Regions from separate parts of the Homo sapiens genome. Here region 1 is linked to region 2. Evidence: chromatin loops called from intact Hi-C (ENCODE). Cell type or tissue: dorsolateral prefrontal cortex. All regions are shown on one strand. Each heading gives the region's core, and the rest is flanking DNA. Links, peaks and the distances in the headings are about the cores only.

Region 1 (10,343 bases), core at 2,291-7,290, 130 kb after region 2:
TGAGTGAAGAAAAGTTGAAAGCTTTTCCTCAAAGATCAGGAGCAAGACATGGATGTCCACTTTCACCACTTCTATTTAACACAGTACTAGACGTCTCGCCAGAGAAATTAGGCAAGAGAAAAAAATAAGGGGCATCCAAATTGAAAAGGAGGAAGTCGAATTATTCCTGTTTGCAGGCAACAAGATTTTATATATAGAAAACCCTGAAGACTCCACCAAAAGCCTATTAGAACTAATAAATGAATTATGATTTTAGAAGTAGGTTTTGTTCTATAAAGAAAATTAGAAAAGTAAGAAAAAAAAAGTACATCATTAGCCAAATAAAACCATAGCCTATTGTTGGATATAATTCTTTTCAGCCTTTTTTACACATTATTTTTGGGTTTTACTTTTTCTTCTTTTTAATATGACTGATTTAACTCCCCATACAACTGAATGATATTTTATTTTTACTTAACATTCCATCATAAACATTTTGCCTGTTGTGACATACCTTTTGTAAACATTATGTTAAATAATTGTACAATATTTCATGAAGTGAATATGTCATTGTTTGCCTCACCAGTCTTCTGTGGTGGGACATTTAGGGCCCCCATTAACATTCCTTTTAACTAGAAGTTTGTTTTGGTTTGTTTTGGTTTTGCTTTTTGAGACAGAGTCTCACTCTGTCGCCCAGGCTGGAGTACAGTGGTACCATCTTGGCTCACTGCAACCTCCACCTCTGGGTTCAAGCAACTCTCCTGCCTCAGCCTCCCAAGTAACTGGAACTATAGGCACACACCACCACACCCAGCTAGTTTTTTTATTTTTAGTAGAGATGGAGTTTCACCATCTTGACCAGGCTGGTCTCAAACTCCTGTACTCAGGTGATTCACCCACCTTGGCCTCCCAAAGTGCTAGGATTATGGGCATGAGCCACCATGCCCAGCCTTAACTAGAAGTTTTTTTAATCAGTGGGATTACTTTCATAGTAAGGACTCTTAGATGTTGCATAATTGGGTCGAAGGTATAAAACTTTTAAAGATTCCTAAAATGTATATAGTTCAAATTGTGTTTTCAAATAGTATATCAATTTATGCTCCCATTGACAATGTATGAAAGCACCCATCCTTGTCAGCTCGCTCTCTCTCTCACTTTCTCACCATTTACTAAGTGCAACTTTTACTAATTTCTTGGGCAAAAAAAAAAAAAAGAAAGAAAGGATGGTATTTTGTCTTAGTTTGTGCCTTACAAGGCTAACATTACCCTGATACCAAGACCAGACAAGTACACAACAAAAAAAGAAAACTGTAGGCCAATATCTCTGATGGACATAGATGCAAAAATCCTCCACAAAATACTAGCAAATCAAATCCAACAGCACGTTAAAAAGATCATTCACCACGATAAAGTGGGATTCATCCCGGGGATACAAGGATGGTTCAACATAAGTCAATAAACCTGATACATCACATTCAGAATGAGGGATAAAACCCATATGATTATCTCAACACATGCAGAAAAAGTGTTTAATAAGATTCAACATCCTTCATGATAAAAACCCTAATATGTGTAGAAGGAACATATCTCAACACAATAAACACATGTGACAAACCCATAGCTAACATCGTACTGAGTGAGGAAAAGTTGAAAGCTTTTCCTCAAAGATCAGGAGCAAGACACAGTACTAGAAGTCTTAGCCAGAGACATTAGGCAAGAGAAAAAAATAACGGACATCCAAATTGAGAAGGAGGAAGTTGAATTATTCCTGTTTGCAGGAAACATGATTTTATATATAGAAAACCCTGAAGACTCCACCAAAAGCCTGTTAGAACTAATAAATGAATTCAGTAAGGTTGCAGGATAACACTCGACATACAATTCCTAGTGCTATTTTATTTTTATGTAACATCCCATCAAAAATATTTTCCCCATTGTGACATAGCTTTTGTAAATATTATGTTTATGTTAAAATTCTGTGGCATCTGTTGAGAAGCAAGGAGAACAGGAAAAAATTAGTAGCATTTTAATATGCCAACAACAAACTATCTGTAAAAGAAATCAAGAAAGCAATCCCATTTATAAAAACTACAAATACAATAAAATGCATAGGAATAAATTTAACCAAGAAAGTTGTCTAATTTTTCTACAGTGAAAACTATAAAACACTGATTTTAAAAAATTGAACAGGACATTAATAAATGGAAAGCTATCCTGAGTTCATTGATTAGAAGAATTAATAATGTTAAAATATCCAAACTACCCAAAACTGTCTACCAATTTAATGCAATCTCTATCAAAACACCAAGGACATTTTTCACTGAAATAGAAAAAACAATCCTAAAATTTGCATGGAACCACAAAATATCCCAAACAGCCAAAGCGTTCTTGAGCAAAACAACATAGCTGAAGGCACCACCCTAACTGACTTTAAAATATACGACAAAACAGTACTAGGCAAAACAGCATGGTACTGGCAGAAAAACAGACACAGACCAATGCAACAAAATAGAGGACCCAGAAATAAATTCATGCATTTAAAGCTATCTGAGCTTTGACAAAGGCACCAAGAAAACACACTGAGGAAAGGAAGTGTCTTCAATAAATGGTGCTGGGAAAACTGGATCTCCACATGCAGAAGAATGAAACTAGACCCCAATTTCTTACCACTTACAAAAACCAAATCAAAACAGACTAAAGACTTAAATATAAGACCCCAAACTATGAAACTACTAAAAGAAAACATAGGGGAAATACTTCATGACATTGATCTGGGTAATAATTTTTTTAATCAGACCTCAAAAGCACAGGTGACAAAAGTGAAATAGACAAGCAGGATTACATCAAACTGAAAAGCTTCTGCACAGCAAAGGAAACAATCCGCAGAGTGGTGAGGCAATCAACAGAATGGGAGAAAATATTCACAAACTATGCACCTAAAAAGGGATTACTATCCAGAATATGTAAGAAAGTCAAAAAACTCAATAGCAAAAAAAAAAAAAAAAAATCTAACTTTAAAATGGACAAAAGACTGACATTTCTCAAAAGAAGTTATACAAATGGCCAACAGGTTATGAAAAAGTACTCAATATCACTAAGCATTGGGGAAATGCAAACCAAAACCACAATGAGATATCATCTCACCCCAGTTAGAATGGCTACTATCAAAAAGACAAAAAATAAACAAATGTTACGAGGATGTGGATAAAGGGGAACTTGTACACTGTGGTGGGAATGTAAATTTGTATAGCCATTACAGACAACAGTATGGAGTTCCTCAATAAGTTAACAATAAAACTACCATATGAACCAACAATCCCACCACTGGGTGTATATCCAAAGGAAAGGAAATCAGTGTGTGGAAGAGGTATCTGCATTCCCATGTTTATTGCAGCACTAATCACAATAGCCAAGATATGGAATCACCCTAAGTGTCCATCAATGGATGAATGTATTAAAAAATTGTGGTATATATGCACAACAGAATACTATTCAGCCATAAAAAGAATGAAATCCTTTATTTGAGACAACATGCATAAATGTAGAAGACATTAAGTAAAATAAGCCAAGCACAGAAGAGCAAATACCACATGATTTCATTTATGTGGAATCTTAAAAAGTTGATCTCATAGAAGTAGGGAGTAGAGGCTGGGTGCGGTGGCTCACGCATGTAATCCCAGCAATTTGGGAGGCCGAGGCAGGTGGATCACCTGAGGTCAAGAGTTCCAGACCAGTCTGGCGAACATGGTGAAACCCCGTCTCAACTAAAAATACAAAAATTAGCCAGGCATGGTGGCAGGCGCCTGTAATCCCAGCTACTGGGGAGGCTGAGGCAGGAAAATCATTTGAACCCAGGAGGTGGAATTGCAGTGAGACGAGATTGCACCATTGCACTCCAGCCTAGGTGACAGAGATTCTGTCTCAAAAAAAAAAAGTAGAGAGTAGAACAGTGGTTACCAGAGGAAAAAAAGAAGGGAGATGAGGAGAGGTTGGTGAAGAGGTACAAAGTTACAGTTAGATATGAGAAATAAGTTCTGGTGTGATATTGCACAGTAGGGTGACTATAGTAAATAACAATGTATTGCATATTTTCAAAATACCTAGAAGAGAGGATTTTGAATGTTCCCACCAGAAAGAAATAATAAACATTTGAGATAACGGATATGCTAATTACCCTGACTGATTGTCATAACAGTGTATATATGCATCAAAATACCACAATGTACCCCATAAATATGTACAATTATAATGTGTCAATTAAAAACAAAATAGGGCTGGGCACGATGGCTCACACTTGCAATGCCAACAATTTGGGAGGCTGAAGCAGGCGGATCACCTGAGGTCAGAAATTTGAGACCAGTGTGGCCAACATGGTGAGACTCCGTCTCTACTAAAAATACAAAAAAAATGGCCAGGCGTGGTGGCGGGCACTTGTAATCCCAGCTACTCAGGAGGCTGAGGCAGAAGAGTCACTTGAACCAGGGAGGTGGATATTGCAGTGAGCCAAGACAGCACCATTGCATTCCAGCCTAGGCAACAAGAGCAAAACTCCAGCTCAAAAAAAAAAAGAAGAAAGAAAAAAAAAAGAAAACGTTTCAAAAATAAAAAACTAAAAACGATAGTATTTTAATTTGCATTTCTGTGAAATTGACAATTTTCATGTGTTTAATTAGATTGATTTTCTCTTTAATATTCATGTTCCTTTTTATTTTCAATTAGCCCACTGTTATCATTTAAAAAAATTTTTCAGCCAGGCGCAGTGGTTCACGCCTGTAATCCCAGCACTTTGGGAGGCCGAGGAGGGTAAATCACTCGAGGTCAGAAGTTCGAGACCAACCTGGCCAACATAGCAAAACCCCATTTCTATTAAAAATATAAAAATTAGCCAGGAGTGGTGGCGCACGCCTGGATTCCCAGCTATTTGGGAGGCTGAGGCAGGAGAATTACGTGAACCCAGGAGGCAGAGGTTGCAGTGAGCTGAGATCGTGCCATTGCATTCCAACATGGATGACAAGAGCGAAACTCCATCTCAAAAAGAAAAAGAAAAAAAAACTCAGTTTTTGCTTTAAAATATTTTAATATAGAGAACCATTTATGTTAATTCTGACCTGTGACCATCACACAAATAATACAACTTTCATTTGAGATACTTATTTAAATACAACTCATTTTTATCTCAAATTAACTCAACCACTCTAAAACTGACCACAATGTACCCTTTTACTGGACATATAGTCTTTCCTTGCTTATGTTCTTATAGCTTGCCTCTTTTCTTTTCTATATGTATGTTTTTTATGTACAGTCATACACTGCATATTGATGTTTCAGTCAGCAACAGACCGCATATACAATGGTGGTAGTATAAGATTGTAACACTGTATTTTTACTATACCTTTTTTATGTTTAGATACACAAATTGTGTTCCAATTTTGCCTACAGTAACATGCTATACAGGCTTGTAGCCTAGGAGCAATAGGCTATACCATACACCCTAGCTATGTAGTAGGGTATACCATTCAGATTTGCGCAAATACTCTCTATGATGTTTGCACAATGACAAAATCGCTCAGCGACACATTTCTCAGAAAGTATTTCCGTTGTTAAGTGATGCATGACTGTGTATATAAAAGTACATATACAATCATAATACACATGTATATACTTTTGTGTATATACTCCTATTCATACACATGTATATAAAGGAGACATACATGTGTGTGTATATATATGTATGTGTACCTATGTGCACATACATGCATACACAATGTGCAAACAGAGGCAAAAAGAGGAGATAAAATTGAATTTATTCCCTTTGGTTTAGTCACCAGCCCAAGAAAGTATTTGACGAAGTTATAGGTGTCAATTATACATATAGATGTCAAATATTCTTGTCCATAGAAGCATAGAAAATTAAAAACTGAATGTAAAATAAAAATATTAAGTAATGAGAACATTTTATTTAAAAAAAAAAAAAAAAAAAAAGCAGTCATGGGGCCGGGTGTGGTGGCTCACGCCTGTAATCCCAGCCCTTTGGGAGGCTGAGGCGGGTGGATCACCTGAGGTCAGGAGTTCAAGACCAGCCTGACCAACATGGTGAAACCCTGTCTCTACTAAAAATACAAAAAAATTAGCTGGGCATGGTGGCACATGCCTGTAACCCCAGCTACTCGGGAGGCTGAGGCAAGAGAATAGCTTGAACCTGGGAGGCAGAGGTTGCAATGAGCTTAGACGCGCCATTGCACTCCAACCTGGGCAGCAAGGACAAAACTCCATTTCAAAGAAAAAAAAAAAAGAAAAAAAAGCAGACATTTGGGTTTTTTTAAAGTAACTACTTGGAAGGTTGTACATTGATTTCACTGAAAACATTTTCTTAGAGTCCTCATTTGCAATTACCTTCAAAATTAGTTTCTGAGTCTCCTTTACTTTTATTCCAAACGATATTACTCTGGTTGACTATGATTTTTATTCATTTATTTTGATTTAACCTACTTTGGGAGGATTCCAATAGTAAAGTTTCTCTCATGTGAAGTACTAGAGAATTGCCACAATGTATCTGTCCATATTAGTACATATTCCTGAGAATCTAACAGAGGTTGGGAGGAGGTTTTATTTATTTATTTATTTATTTATTTATTTATTGAGACATAGTTTCACTCTTGTTGCCCAGGCTGGAGTGCAATGGCGCTATCTCAGCTTACTGCAACCTCTGCCTCCCTGATTCAAGCAATTCTTCTCCCTCAGCCTCCTGAGTAGCTGGGATTACAGGCATGAGCCATCATGCCAAACTAATTTTGTATTTTTAGTGCAGACGGGGTTTCACCATGTTGGTCAGGCTGATCTTGAACTCCCGACCTCAGGTGATCCACTCACCTCGGCCTCCCAAAGTGCTGGCATTACAGGCATGATCCACCGCGCCCAGCCAATAGGAGGTTTTAGAATACAAATATAAGACATCTGAAGGTGCTGACTTCCAAGGAGTCCAGGTTCATCTGCATATGTTGGTTTCAGTGGGCCTCTCCATCACGTCAGCAAGTGTGCCATGCATAACCTATACCACCAAATGTGATGGCCCTGCTTCTTGAATGTGCACTTGAAAAATCTTTGAAAATCTTGAGTCCTTACTCAGATTTGCTTTTATTTTCCAGAAACTCAGAAAAGTTGTGTAAAATCAAAATTAAACTGAAATTAGTGTAGGAGAGAGAGAGAGAGATCACCTCCACGTCCATCACCCCCACTCTCTCTTAGCTCTCATGTGAGCTCTTTGGCTGTGTCTAGGAACCAAACTGACGTAAGAAAGATGAGCAAGAGAAAAGCATATACATTTTTGTTTTGCGGGGATTTTTTGCTTGTTTGTCTTTGTTTTTAGGGTCTCACTATATTGCCCAGGCTGGTCTCAAACTCCTACAATCTAACAATCCTCCTGTCTTAGCCTCACAAGTAGCTGGGATTACAGGCATGAGCCAGCCACAACCAGCCAAGTTTCATTAGTTTTACATGTACCGGGGGTCTCCACTTTAAGAGTGAAGTCCGAAGAAATGGCCAAAGCAAGATGCTTTTATACTTTTTAGACAAAGAACAATAAATTTGTGAAGAAATGACAGGACAAAGGGGAACTGGCCAGGGACATAAATTCTAGGGGAGTCCCTAGGAGATATATGGCAGAGTATAAAAGCAGTAGATGATAAGGGTTACTTTGGGAAGTTTACTTATTTGGGTCCATTGCAGCCCTAATTCCCAGTCTTCTGGTGATAAGGTCTATTTTCTTGCTCTGGTACAGGAAAGGCCCCCCTCCTGGAGTAATCTTTATGGCTGGCTGCATGCAAGAACAGACAGGTCAGCAAGCCCTTTCTGAAACTATAATTTCTCCAACATTTTCAACTCAAAATAATGAATATAACAATGCAGCATATTTTGGGATGGCATATCCTTCACTACTTTATTAGTAAGACTTCACTATATCAGATTTAACAAGGTTTTGTTAAATGATCTGTGTACCCACAATTTTGAGCACCACATTTTCTGATGAAATATGAATTAGTGAAGTCTACAAAGGTATAATACCACAATTTAGAACATTATCATGTGGCGATCCTTTGAGTATAGAATGGTGTTTATGTCAATATTAATTCTGAAAATTCCTAAGATGCCCATTTTCTGAGGTGAAATCAGCAATGTGATTGATTATTCATTTAAAAAACACTCGGGCATCTCAGCAACCATGAACTAATGTCTTTGGTAGATCAATAATTTTTTCACTCCAATCACAAGAAGAAATCCAGAGCATCAGAAAAGTCATCAGTAAAAACATTAAAAGATATGTGCCAGCTGTTTCTGGCAGAGTGTTGAAGAGGGGATGGAGCAAAACAATAAGAAATGTTTGCCATATGTTGGAAAATGAGGGGTAATGGAAAATATTCATAAACAAAGACTAACACTTGTCTGTATGTTATTCAGGTGCAGAGATAAAGCACATCCATCTTCAGTGACTCTTCTGAATGCAAATGACTCTAAGGCTCAGGCAGTCATTTCCAGAGTCTTGAAATCCCTTATGCAGTCTGAACCATCATTGGTGTCAGTTTTGCCTGCATAAGCACTTTAAGATGAAATCCTAACCTCTGAATTAGCATAAAACATTCTGTATAAAAATCATTCACATTAGAGGCTCTCTGTCAATTTTTGAACTGGCATTGCTATTGTCTTGTATTTTAAATCAGTTTAGAAATCTTTCCCCTTCTCTAATTCGTTTCCTTCGTTCTCAGTCTGACATTCCTCATCATTCCTGTCAGGTGGGTTACATCTGCTGTATTTGCTGGAGCCTACAGAGATTGGGGTGGGGGGAAAGAAAATATGGAATTTGCCCAACTAATGTGGTTCAAATCAAGCTCACGAGAAACCATTTTCCCTGCTTATATTTACACAGGTATGATAGATTTATTTCCCCCAGGAGTCCTCTGTTTTCTCCTGAAATTTGACCATGTGTGACTCATTTGTCTGTATGTTATTCAGCTGCACAGATAAAATACATCCATCTCTTCTAAATGCAAATTCTCAGCAAGAGTAAGCCGAGTAAGCTTTGTCACAGCAAGAAGCAAGAGGGCAGACATAGTGGACAAGAAAAACCCTACCGAGTAAAGGATCTCAAGATGCACACAGCTGTTCCCAAATGTTAGTCAGTGAATGAGGCAGTCATTGATGAATCTGATAGTGAATTTGATAACGTAGTTGGGGCTCAAACACTTGAGAGCTACATCCCCAGGACTTACGGGAGGGCCAGAGAAGCCAGAACTCAAGACTGCAGGAACCCAGGTGTGACTTTGGTGTCCACTATGTGGTCATATGGCCACCGTGTAGCCTCCTTACTCTGGACCACTTTGTTGAAATGGAGACCTATGGAGGTTGCCTAAAAAACTTTGCTTTAAAAATTCTTGAGAAGCAGAGGATTGACTAACTCAATTCTTAAATGAAAAGATATACCCCTGGAGCCATATGGAAATTTGTGGGAGGATTTGATTGTCACACTGATGGGGAGGCACCACTAGCGTTTAGTGGGTGGGGCCAGAGGCAGTAAACACCCTGCAACGTGTGGGATATGGTCCCCATGACAAATTTCCCTAACTTCTGCCCACATTTAAAATGTCCAATCACGGAAGTGAAAAAACACACGATATAATTATCTGAGCCATATATCTAACTCCATTTAACATATACACACAAGGTATTTTTAACAGTTTTAATACACATTGACTTTTTCAAGAACGCAACCATTGTGTGTAAATACTTTGTTTTGTTTGAAATTGACCAGCCTTTCAGTAAATCTCTGAGAACAAGGCATGGGTCTGCATATGTAATGTCACATTTTGTATATCGATACGAATGTACTTACCTTGCCTTTATTTCAAAATGTCAAATATAAAGAAAAAGTGTTGACAATATTCAGTTGAGTATTGTCTTACTTCTGTGAAGCTCAAACTAATTCATTACAAATAGTGGTATCGGACTTAGAACTGTCTTTTAGTTTGGCCATGCCAAAAATATGCACACTTTTATTATAAATTACTTTCCTTTTATTTTTCCTTTTTATTAGTTTGTGCTGGACCCTGCGGGCCCCACTGAGATCCCCACTTCAGGACCTCCCTAGCAGCTGAGAGCACTGATCGTGAGCAGCCAGGGCTTAGGGTCACCACCAACTCCCCACAATTGCTCCTGTCTGAAAAAGGCTGCCTCTTCCAAGGTCCTGCCCCATGACTCCTCCATAGGAGGAGCCCTCATCCACTTACTGGTCACTGGGGGATAATAAGGCCCCAATTAGGCACAATTCTACAAGAGCAATCTGCTCCAGAGCTCCCTGTGGGATCTGCTGGGTC
Region 2 (10,343 bases), core at 2,437-7,436:
ACACCCACCTTAGGGTCTTTGAACTTATTGTTTCTTCCACCTCGGATGCTTGTCCCCTAAATGTCTGTAAGGCTCTTTCCCTCATTCATTCAAATCCCTATTCAAATGTCACCGTATGAGAGAAGACTTCCCTGACTACATTATGCAAAATAGTACTTTTGCTGCAGTGGTTCTGTCACTTGAAGGGCTGCCATGTGGCTTTCAAGACATGCACTGCACAACTCCAGGGGGCACCATTCACATCATAGCCATCAAAGATTTGTGTATTAATTAAGACATCTTTCAGCAGTAAAGTACCTAATTTGCACAAAAATGTTATGAAGGGTAGCAGCAGCCCTGCCCATACCCTGCCTCATTATCTTTGTAGTGTTCATCACCACCTGGCAGATGCCATCCATCTCCCCTCTGCTAAGCGCTGAGAGAGCAGGCACTTTGCCTGTTTTTGTTCATGACACTAGTTCCAGTGTCTAGAACAGTACTTGTGATATGTATTGGGTGCTCAAGATTTTTGAATGAATCAATCAATCATTCAGTCAATTAATGATCAATTGATACTATGTTCTTGGAGAAAACCTCCCTTTAAGACTCTCTTGAATGACTTTATCATCCTTGCAACTACACAGATCCAAAAAAAATGATAAGATAGCCTCATTTTATAGATTCGTAAAATGATACTTCTAGATTTCAATAAATCATGCAAGTTCTGACAGCTAATAAGTGGTTTCTACAACTCCAGAGGCCACATTTCTAAAACATATCCTGCCTCTAGAGAATGGTGTTTCTAAATATTACCACCAAATAATATGGAAGCTTCACATGTGTTAAATAATGAAGCTTCACAGAGGAGAAAATTATATGCTTTAATGTTTTGCAGCAATGAATCACAATATTTATTAATAATAATTCCTTAATAATGGGGAATTACAGCAATTTGCCTTTTGACATTGCATCTAAAAGATAATGCAATAAACTTTTATTTTAAATGAACTGATGAAAAAAATGTCAAGAAGGGTAGTATTTATGGGTAAAGAAGAGTCACAGGGAAATTAAAATCCGAAAGCTTTATTTATACATTAAAAAGAAGAAGCAGCGGAGGAAATAAGCAATTACAGAAAGTTCAAATGAGATAATGGTAGATGCTTTTCCCAGCTATTTAATTAGGAGAATCTGCAGGCTAGGATAGTTGTTTTGAAGCTCTGCATGAATACAAATGAGCACACATCATATTACAGCAATGTCAATCCAAGAGCATAATATTTTAGTATTACCATTTTTTTCAGGGAGAGAAAGAACTGCTTTCTAAATACAATGGCATACCGCTTATTAATATTTAGATGTCGTACACTCTCAGCCTTCCAGGGGAGCCGTGAAAGGGCATCTGACCATGAGTAGCAACCAAAACAGCCAAGATGACAGAAGATAGGCTGTGATCAACATACTCACTATTGCAAAGAAAGTGGTATCTCACTGCCCTGGTAGGGATGGCTATAAAAACCAGCATCAAAACCAATACTAGAAGGTGAGGACAAACTGGGATATTTTGCACAGAAACCAACAGTCCTGCCTGCCCCAGCCTTCTCTGAGCACACACCAAGACACACATTCAGGACTAGCACAATAGTTTACAGCAGTTTTTCCCAAATCTGTAATAAGTGACTCTTAAAAATTAAAATGCAATCTCAAAGAAAAAATACATTTGGGAAACACTATATAGCATATGTCTTCTTGGAGAGTCTCTTTAGGATAATAAATTCCTATAACAAACATTTATCTTTGTTTCATACTCAATTGTCACGGACTGAATTGCATCTTCCCAAAATTTATTGGTTGAAGCCCTAACCCTCAATGTGACTATTTGTACATAGGGCCCTTAAGGAGGTAATAATGGTTAAGTAAGGTCTTAAGGGTAAGGCTCTAATCCGATAGGACTGGAGTCCATATAAAAAGGAGAGACACCAGGAACATGCACACAGAGAGGAAAGGCCATGCGAGGACACAGCAAGAAGGTGGCTGTCTGCAAGCCAAGGAAAGAGGCCTCACCAGAAACCAACCCTGCCTGTACCTTGATCTTGAATTTTTCAGATAAAAAATAAATAAAATAAATTTCTATTGTTTAAGCCACCCAGACTGTGTTTCTCTTATGGCAGCCTAAACAGATGAATACACCAGTATTTCTCAAACTTATTTGAACACAGAACACTCAGGTCTCCAAAATCATAGTAACAACTCTCTTTTTTTTTTTTTTTTTTTTTTTTTTTTTTTTTTTTTTTTTTTTGAGACAGTCTCACTCTGTCACCCAGGCTAGAGAGCAGTGGCACAGTCTTGGCTCACTGCAACCTCTGCCCCCCAGGCTCAAGCCTTAGCCCCCCGTGTAGCTGGAATTATAGGTGTGCACCACCATGCCCAGCTAATTTGTATATTTTTAGTACAGATGGGGTTTCACCATATTAGCCAGGCTGGTCTCAAACTCCTGACCTCAAGTGATTCACCCACCTCAGCATCTCAAAGTGCTAAGATTACAGGCATGAGCCACTGCACCCAGCCAGTGACAACTCTCAAAACAGCTCAGAAAATGTTGTTCAGGGTAATTCAAAGAATTAGTTTATAGCCCTCTCTTCATACCTAGGTAGTAAACACCTGGGCTTTTACATAGAATATGTAAACATTTACATAAACATAGAATAGGACCGTTTTCTCAATGTTGACTCTCTTTATTAAGAAGCCAAGTAAGAAATGTATCTATCAAAACCGTTTACTTTTTGTAACAATGCTTAAAAATTCAACCTCATTTATCTAAAAGCCTCCAATATACAGAACCACTCTTTAACAATAGTAATATTCGCACTTATTGTGGACATTTATTTAGGCACTATGTTAAGCACAACATGGACACTAGCTCATGTGATCTTCCCAACAGCCCCTGGAAACAGATACATACAATCAACCCTTCACATCTCTAAGCTCCACATCTACAGATTCAATCAACAGCAGATCAAAAATACTTGGAAAAAATAATAATTAAAAATAATACAACAGTAAACATAATACAAATAAAAATATAATATAGCAACAATTTACATGTTATTTACTTTGTATTAGGTATCATAAATAATCTAGAGATTATTTAAAATATACAGGAGGATATATGTAGGTTATATGCAAATACTACACTATTTTATATAAGGGACTTGAGTATCCACATATTTTGGTATCCATGAGGGTCCTGGAACCAATCCCCTGTGGAAACTGAAGGATGACTGTACTTGATAAAGAAACTGTGAGAAGGAAGAATGTGTTCACAGAGACCATACAACTAACAAGCAGCAGATCTGGGACTCAAGTCCAGGTCCTTTAAAGCCACCGTCCATGTTCTTGCCCATGCTGCTCTATGCTGCCTTAATTCCTTCCTGGGGAAACTGATCAAAGTCAAGCTCGTCACTCAACAACGGTCAGTTCTTTAGGTAAACAGTGACAGCCTTCAGAGAGGAAAGGTGAAAAAGGATACATTAGGTTAGAATGAAGGCAACTTTCACGTCAAATTGGGCCACCTATATGATACTGATTAGTAAACAAACACAAAAAAATAGCCAATACAGCCAGTCCCTTAAAGCTGGGTAAGGTCTCTCTTCTTTGTCCTCAGGCTCACCAGCACACTCCTTGCATGAGAGGTTCACTCAGAGGTAGGCACAAGGAAACTCTAACAGAAGAATCAGCTAGACTCCTAGTTGGATCAGGCTCAGTAGAGTCCTCTGTGGGGCAGGGGACATGTGGCCTGGCCCAACAGAGCTCTGCCTAATGCTATTGCGCTTGACAAATTCTCGTAAGTCATACTGATAAGGGCAATAGTGTCTGAAAAATCTCTTTAGCCAGCCATGCATTTTTTAATACACTCTGTATCACCAGTTTTAAAAATTATTTATGCTAATTAATAAATCTTTTTGAATAGATTTCTATAACATGAAGATGCGGTATCTATCTCTGAAGTAGAGAGAGCCCTCACTTGGGTGCTTCAAAGATAGCAACTACCTGTATTAGTCAGAGATTTCCAGAGAAACAGAACCAAGAGGATGCGAGTGTGTGTGTGTGTGCGCACATGTGTGTGTGTGTGCACGCGCACGTGCGCACATGCACATGTGTGTTGTGTATACAGAGAGACAGAGAGACAGAGGTTTATTTTAAAGAATTGACTCGTGTAATTGCAGAAGCTTGGAGAGTTCAAAATCTGATGGGGTAGGCCAGCAGGCTGGAGACTCAAGAAAGAGCTAGAGTTCAAGTCCAAAGGCAGTCTGCTGATGAACCAGGAAGAGCTGATGTTACAGAAGCAGCTCAAAGGCAATCTGCCAGCAAAATTACTTCTTGGTTGGAAGACATCAGTCTTTGTTCTATGAAGGCCTTCAACTGACTGGATGGAGTCCATTCACATTATGTATACTAATCTGCTTTACTCAAAATCCACCTTTTAAAACTTTAATCTCATTCAGAAACACCTTTACAGAAACATCCAGAATAATGTTCAACCAAATATCTGTGTACTGTGTCCCAGCCAAGTTGACAACAAATAAAATTATCATGCCACCCTAGTAATAACTACTCATACCTTATACAGCTTATACTAAAGTATTTTAAATAAATTTCTACACAGTACTCATGAGACTAAACTAAGATCCTGTAACAAATACCCCTACACAGACACACTAAAATCCAGGGGCTTAAGGAATATGTTTATTACCTCATGTAGCAGTCCAGGGTGAGGACTCTAGGTCAAGGGCTGTCTGCTCCATGGAATCACTGAGAGACCCAGGACCACAGCAGACCTAACTCTGCTCCAGCTTCCAAGACCGCTCTGGCCACTAAAGCCCACAAGCATAAGGAAGGAGCATGGAGAAGGATGTATACGGGCTCTGTTTGCCAGGCTGGGAAATGGCCCATATCACTACAAGTGAAACTGGTTAATGACATCAGCTGTGTGCCCAGGTAGGCGAATGGGAGAACTAGTGGTCTCCACCATACACACGGTGTGTGTGATAGCTGGTGGTGGCAGAAAGTAAAAGTGCCATCAATATATTAACTCAACATTAATACATCTTCATTTTCTTCAGAGCACTTTTCTCTCTTCAAAATTATCTTTTTTGTTTACTAGTTTATTTATCTGGTTTGCAGCAATTGGGAGGAGACAAAATAGCAGCTCAAAGTGCGAGCCATTACAAATCAACTTCTTATTCTTTAAGCCCCTGGATTTCAGTGTGTCTATGTAGGGGGTATTTGTTACAGGATATTAGTCTACTCTTATGAGTATAACACAGACACATGAGAGTCATCAGACTGCCTGGGGTTCATCATGACACCTCAACTTAGCACCTGTGTGACCTTGGGCATGTGGTTAAATTCTAGGAGTCTCTGTTTTCTTGTGTAAAAATGGAGATAATACCATACTGAACGTTACGGGGGGCTGCCCAGATAGCCCCACTTCAGTGCTGTTGCATCTGTCCCCAACTGCTAGAAATATTGACAGGTGATGGCACTCAGCTGATGAGAAATTGTCTTCCCCAGGGTAACACCTTCTGCTGGGGGCATCTATATCTAATGACCATTGATGGGGTGTGTGGGTGGGGGATGGGGATGTATAAAAGCCTACTTTCTTTGCCTCAGGAATATACAACTCTCGGGTGGGTGAGGTGGCTCATGCCTGTAATCCCAGCACTTTGGGAGGCTGAGGTGGGCAGATCACGAGGTCAGGATTTCAAGACCAGCCCGGCCAACATGGTGAAACCCTGTCTCTACTAAAAATACAAAAATTAGCCAGGCGTGGTGGTGCGCACCTGTAATCCCAGCTACTCCAGAGGCTGAGGCAGGAGAATTGCTTGAACCTGGGAGGCAAATGTTGCAGTGAGCTAAGATTGCGCCACTGCACTCCAGCCTGGGCAACAGAGCAAGACTCAGTCAAAAAAAAAAAAAAAAATTAAAAGAAGATACATCTCTCGAAGGCCTTCCCAGCTTGAGCACCCAGTGGGATCTGCTGACACCCTTGCTGCAGTTACATCTCAGTGCAATTCCTTCCTCTCTCACTGCCTCCCAGTCTCACTGCCTTTGCTCCCCATAGGTGTTGATCACAAAGGCATTCACCAAGAAACTTTCTGCACATACATCATATATCTCCACCTCAGTGTCTGATTTCTGGAGAATTGACCTAAGGCTTGTGGGAATTAGAGGAGATAAGCCTGAAAAAGCACTCAGAACAGAGCATTGCACATAGTAAGCACCCAATGAATATTTGTTGAGTTGAAGGAATGAATGATGCTTTGTCCATATTGTAAATAAAAACCGTTAAACAAGAGAAGTTAAGAGAACATCCATGACTACATAAACTTATCTATGTCTAAATTATATGGATAACAAAATGTAAAAGAAAGTAGACACAGTTATTTGTAATATTTCAATGCCATTATTTTATAACCAGAAAAATTCTTCATGATGCATGATTCTAGCTACAAACTGTGCAAGAGAAAGCTGTGAAATCAAGAGCCATGCATTATCAAAAACTTTTATTTTGTCCTAATTTTAGATCAGTTATGTTATTCTTCAGATCAGCATGACAAGTATTGAAATCGGAGTGACAGGCAATTTTGTCACCCTATCTTTCTTGGAAACCTACGAACTGTGTCTCATTTCTCACATTTGCCCTTCAATTCTGATTCTTGCTGCAGACTCAGTAAAGATGTAAAATCTCTTACATCTCTACACCCTTGCTAGCACCAATGTGACAGACACACAAATATCTGGGATGCACTTTTCATTTTCCTACCTCCAAGGCTGTTTACATCACCATTCAAGCCAGCTGGCTTCCTCCTTAGAGCGCTGCCTTCACTTTCAATCTTGTTCACCTTGGGGTTTTATTTCTCACAATGGTGTTACATATTCTGAATATGAAGAGGATATTAAATTAATGTATTCCCCAGACCACTCAAAGCAATTTTTAAAAAACAACCACTAAAAGAGTTCATCTGCCAACTCCCAAGTGCTGCGAGCACTCTGCATCTGCCTTTGCATTCATTTCCCTCCCATGCAAATATGCACACAGCCCACAAGGAAGGAGGCACAATTACCAGCCTTAACCAGATCAATCTCCCGAAATTCAATGTCAAAGAAACATCCCAGGATGTCAAAATTTACTTGTAAGCGACTCATCACCCCTTCTGAGATGGACTATGTTAATTCACAGGGGAGAATAACCTTCTCGGAAACACACATTTACATTTACATAAAGCAGAGTAGAAAATAATCATGCTTCTCCATGAGCAAATGACAGTTACATAAGGATATTCTTCCACCTTTTTGCGTGTCACTCATAAAACTGCTTTCAAAATTACATCTGTGGAGAGGACGCTTGGAAAGCAGTGCCGTTTGCTACAAGCACTGTTCAAAACCACTCACAAATCCGTCACCTTTTTCCTTCTTTCAAGTACACTTTGCTTAATTTTAGTATGTGTTATCCTCTCAAAAAAAAAAAATCACATAAAAAACTTTCACCCTAGAAAGGTTTCTCGGAACATTTCCCCTCTGAGAGCTTTAAGCGAAGGTTGTACATTAAATGGTTTCATAAAAGATCCTGAATAAAGGCTATTATCTACATGTAACATTCACTCGCACTATATCTCATGATCTATTGACATAAAGCAGTTTATTGGTCAATATCACTGGCCAAAGGCAGAGACAGAGGTATGATTCCAGCCATCTGGAAATCTATTATCAAGGCTAATGCATATGCCTTTCATTTCTAAAGATCTGGTTTCAGCTTCATCAGTTAAAAGTGAATTGGGTGGTCTTGTCTTACCCACATTAAAGAACCATTATGCAGTTTAGCCTAACAAAACACCATCAGTCATGAACATCATTTAGCAGAAGTCAACCTAGGCAAAATGTCCAGTCTGTTGAGTATGCCTCCTTCTCTAACCTCTCGTTCCCTGATCAGGCTATTCATGGGCAAAATTATAAAGTAGGCAGAGTTAGTTTGAGGTTATTTTGAGTCTATTAGTCAAAAGCACAGAGTGGGAGAAATAGATATGGATATAAGAATGAAACAAGCGACAAAAATATGCGTTCTAGTCCTAGCTAGTCACTACCTCTCTGGGGCTCAGTATCTTCAGCTGTAAAATGGGGATAACAACCACCCTCACGCTTTGAGGGCTCTTGGAATTGAAAGAGTTCCCTTATCCCCCTCGCAGGACGTTAGGCGGAGGTGTGGCTCACTGCCCCACCACTCAAACCCCTAGGGGAAGTATGCAGACGGCAGGTGCAGAGACCGTGGGGAGCGTTTTTTGGGCTCTGGCCCCATGGCTGCATCTAGGGGTGGGTGTCTGCGACTCCCGAAGTCCAAGTGGGTGTGTGTTACAGTGTGCTCTTTCAGCTTTGCCGTCTGCAGACGGCTTGTGTTAATCAGCTCAACAGACCCTCTGCCTTATCGCTAGGGCAGGGGACCAGTGTGACAGCCTGAGTTCTTGCCCATTGTATCAGAAGAATCAGATCACACGTGGGCTGGAAGGATGAGTGCAAGGTCTTATTGAGTAATGGAGGTGGCGCTCAGCGAGATGGATGGGGAGCAGGAAGGAGGGGATAGAGTGGGAAGGTGATCTTCCCTTGGAGTCAAGCCCCCCAGCAGCCAAACTCTTCTCAGACGGCCCCAGCTGAACTCCTCTTGGTGTCCAGATGTCCTTCCTCTTCTCTCTCTGCTGTGCCGCCCCGCTGCTCTCTGCCACTCTCTGCCTCTCTGTTCCTCTTCTCCTCTCAATGTCCAGCTGCTTGTTTTTCTGCCCACTAAGGTCTCAGGTTTATATGGACACAGGATGCAGAGCATGGTGGGTCAGAGTGGTCTTGGAAAATGCAACATTTGGGCGCGAACACAGGAGTGCCTGTTCTTACTTAGGTCTGTGGGCACAGGCCCAAGGGTGGAGCCCTGGCCAAGGACACCGCCTTTCTCTACCCAGCACTTCCCTGCCCCCCTCCCATATCAGAATGATCAAAAGAACACATGGCTATGAAAAGCCATACATCATTTGCAAATAACAAGATTACTACTATCCTTTCTTGCCCTCATTTTTACTTTCCACATTTTCCATATGGCCCTCCCCATCTACAGAGACCTGGTGCTCTCCATCTTTCTCTTCCCCTACGTGGATTTAGCCGTCTCCTCCCCTACCTGGATTTAGCTGCCATCAGTCCTGCACCCTGGGTCTTGCCTGTCCCCTAAGTATCAGTAATATTTCCCTGCTAATTTCCCTTCTTACAATGTGTGATCTCTGCTATGTGTTAACTGGTCAGTCTGGGAAGCTGTTACTCCCTATGCTATCAGAAAAAGTGCTGCCTTGCCAAGCACTTATTAGAGACCCTGAATTTTCCAGAGCAATTTCAATTCTGGCACAGGATGGCTAGGAATGCACAGAAGTGAAGGCAGAACTTTTGTCAGTTTTCAAACCTGGGGTGGTGAGGGTGGTGACTTACTCGATATCACTCTAAGTACCAGGCCTGGGAATCCAGGGCCAGCCTAGTCCTAGAGAAAATAAAGATGACTACCATACATCCATATCACACACTCAGTGTGACTCTCTACATTCCCAGATCACAGGGAACTCTGTAACAATGTCTCACCTGTGATTCTCAGAGACAGGCCTCAGTTTGAAACTTCCTACCAGCGGCATATCCATTGTTTTCCCTTTTATTTATCTCATATTACCTCAGATATATTAGTTGGTTACATTGAAATCAGATCAGCTCAAAATTATCCACTTGTGGTGAATTTTTTTTTAACCCAAATAGGTTTCTCCATATATCCATCAATGCTTCTGGGTCACTTTTCCATAGCCACGACTTGGTTTATTCTCAGGAAATGCAAGCTACGGTTTTTATAGATCTGAACCAAACCACTAGAGAGATAGCCATACTGCCCCGAAATCATATCCATCTAAATGTCCATCTCACTTTTTTTCTGTTTTTTTTTAATAACCAGAAAAGCTCTTCATCAAGCGTGATTCTAGCTGCAAACTGTGCAAGATGAAAGCTATGAAATCAAGAATGGAAATGGAAATGTTTTCATATCAGCCCCTGCATGGAATATCCCTGGCTATTGCACTCCCACCTTCACCCCCATCATCCAGGAAGAATCAGCGTGATCAGGGTCATTCTATGAGGGCAGAGCCCTGAGACAAAAGCACAAAACTCTCCAACTCCCTCACATCAGCTTGTCCCCCAACACACACACCCATTCCTAAGTCAAAAAATGATTTAATTTATAATGCACAATTTAATTTGCTTCACACATTACATCATTTCTCAATACACTTTAAGGTAAA

The links. A loop is a pair of places that touch in the nucleus more often than their neighbours do. Peaks named below come from ENCODE experiments on the same cell type or tissue, not always from the same donor. Only the 100,000 strongest peaks of a DNase experiment are listed, where the experiment ranks them.
Region 1: a loop joins it to region 2, with 2.3 times the contacts of the local background. A loop is called at or near these places in 1 of 110 quality-filtered maps.

Annotation. Positions count from the first base shown.
Region 1 is chr5:74,600,433-74,610,775 of GRCh38, forward strand. No RefSeq gene overlaps it. Among named protein-coding and RNA genes, the nearest start is that of ENC1, 35 kb to the right of the region's middle. In dorsolateral prefrontal cortex, for the core only: no CTCF peak of the experiment used is centred there; no DNase peak of the experiment used is centred there.
Region 2 is chr5:74,469,536-74,479,878 of GRCh38, forward strand. The region is part of intron 2 of LINC01331 (long intergenic non-protein coding RNA 1331); the gene reads right to left. Among named protein-coding and RNA genes, the nearest start is that of LINC01331, 62 kb to the right of the region's middle. In dorsolateral prefrontal cortex, for the core only: no CTCF peak of the experiment used is centred there; no DNase peak of the experiment used is centred there; H3K27ac peaks cover 1,384 bases.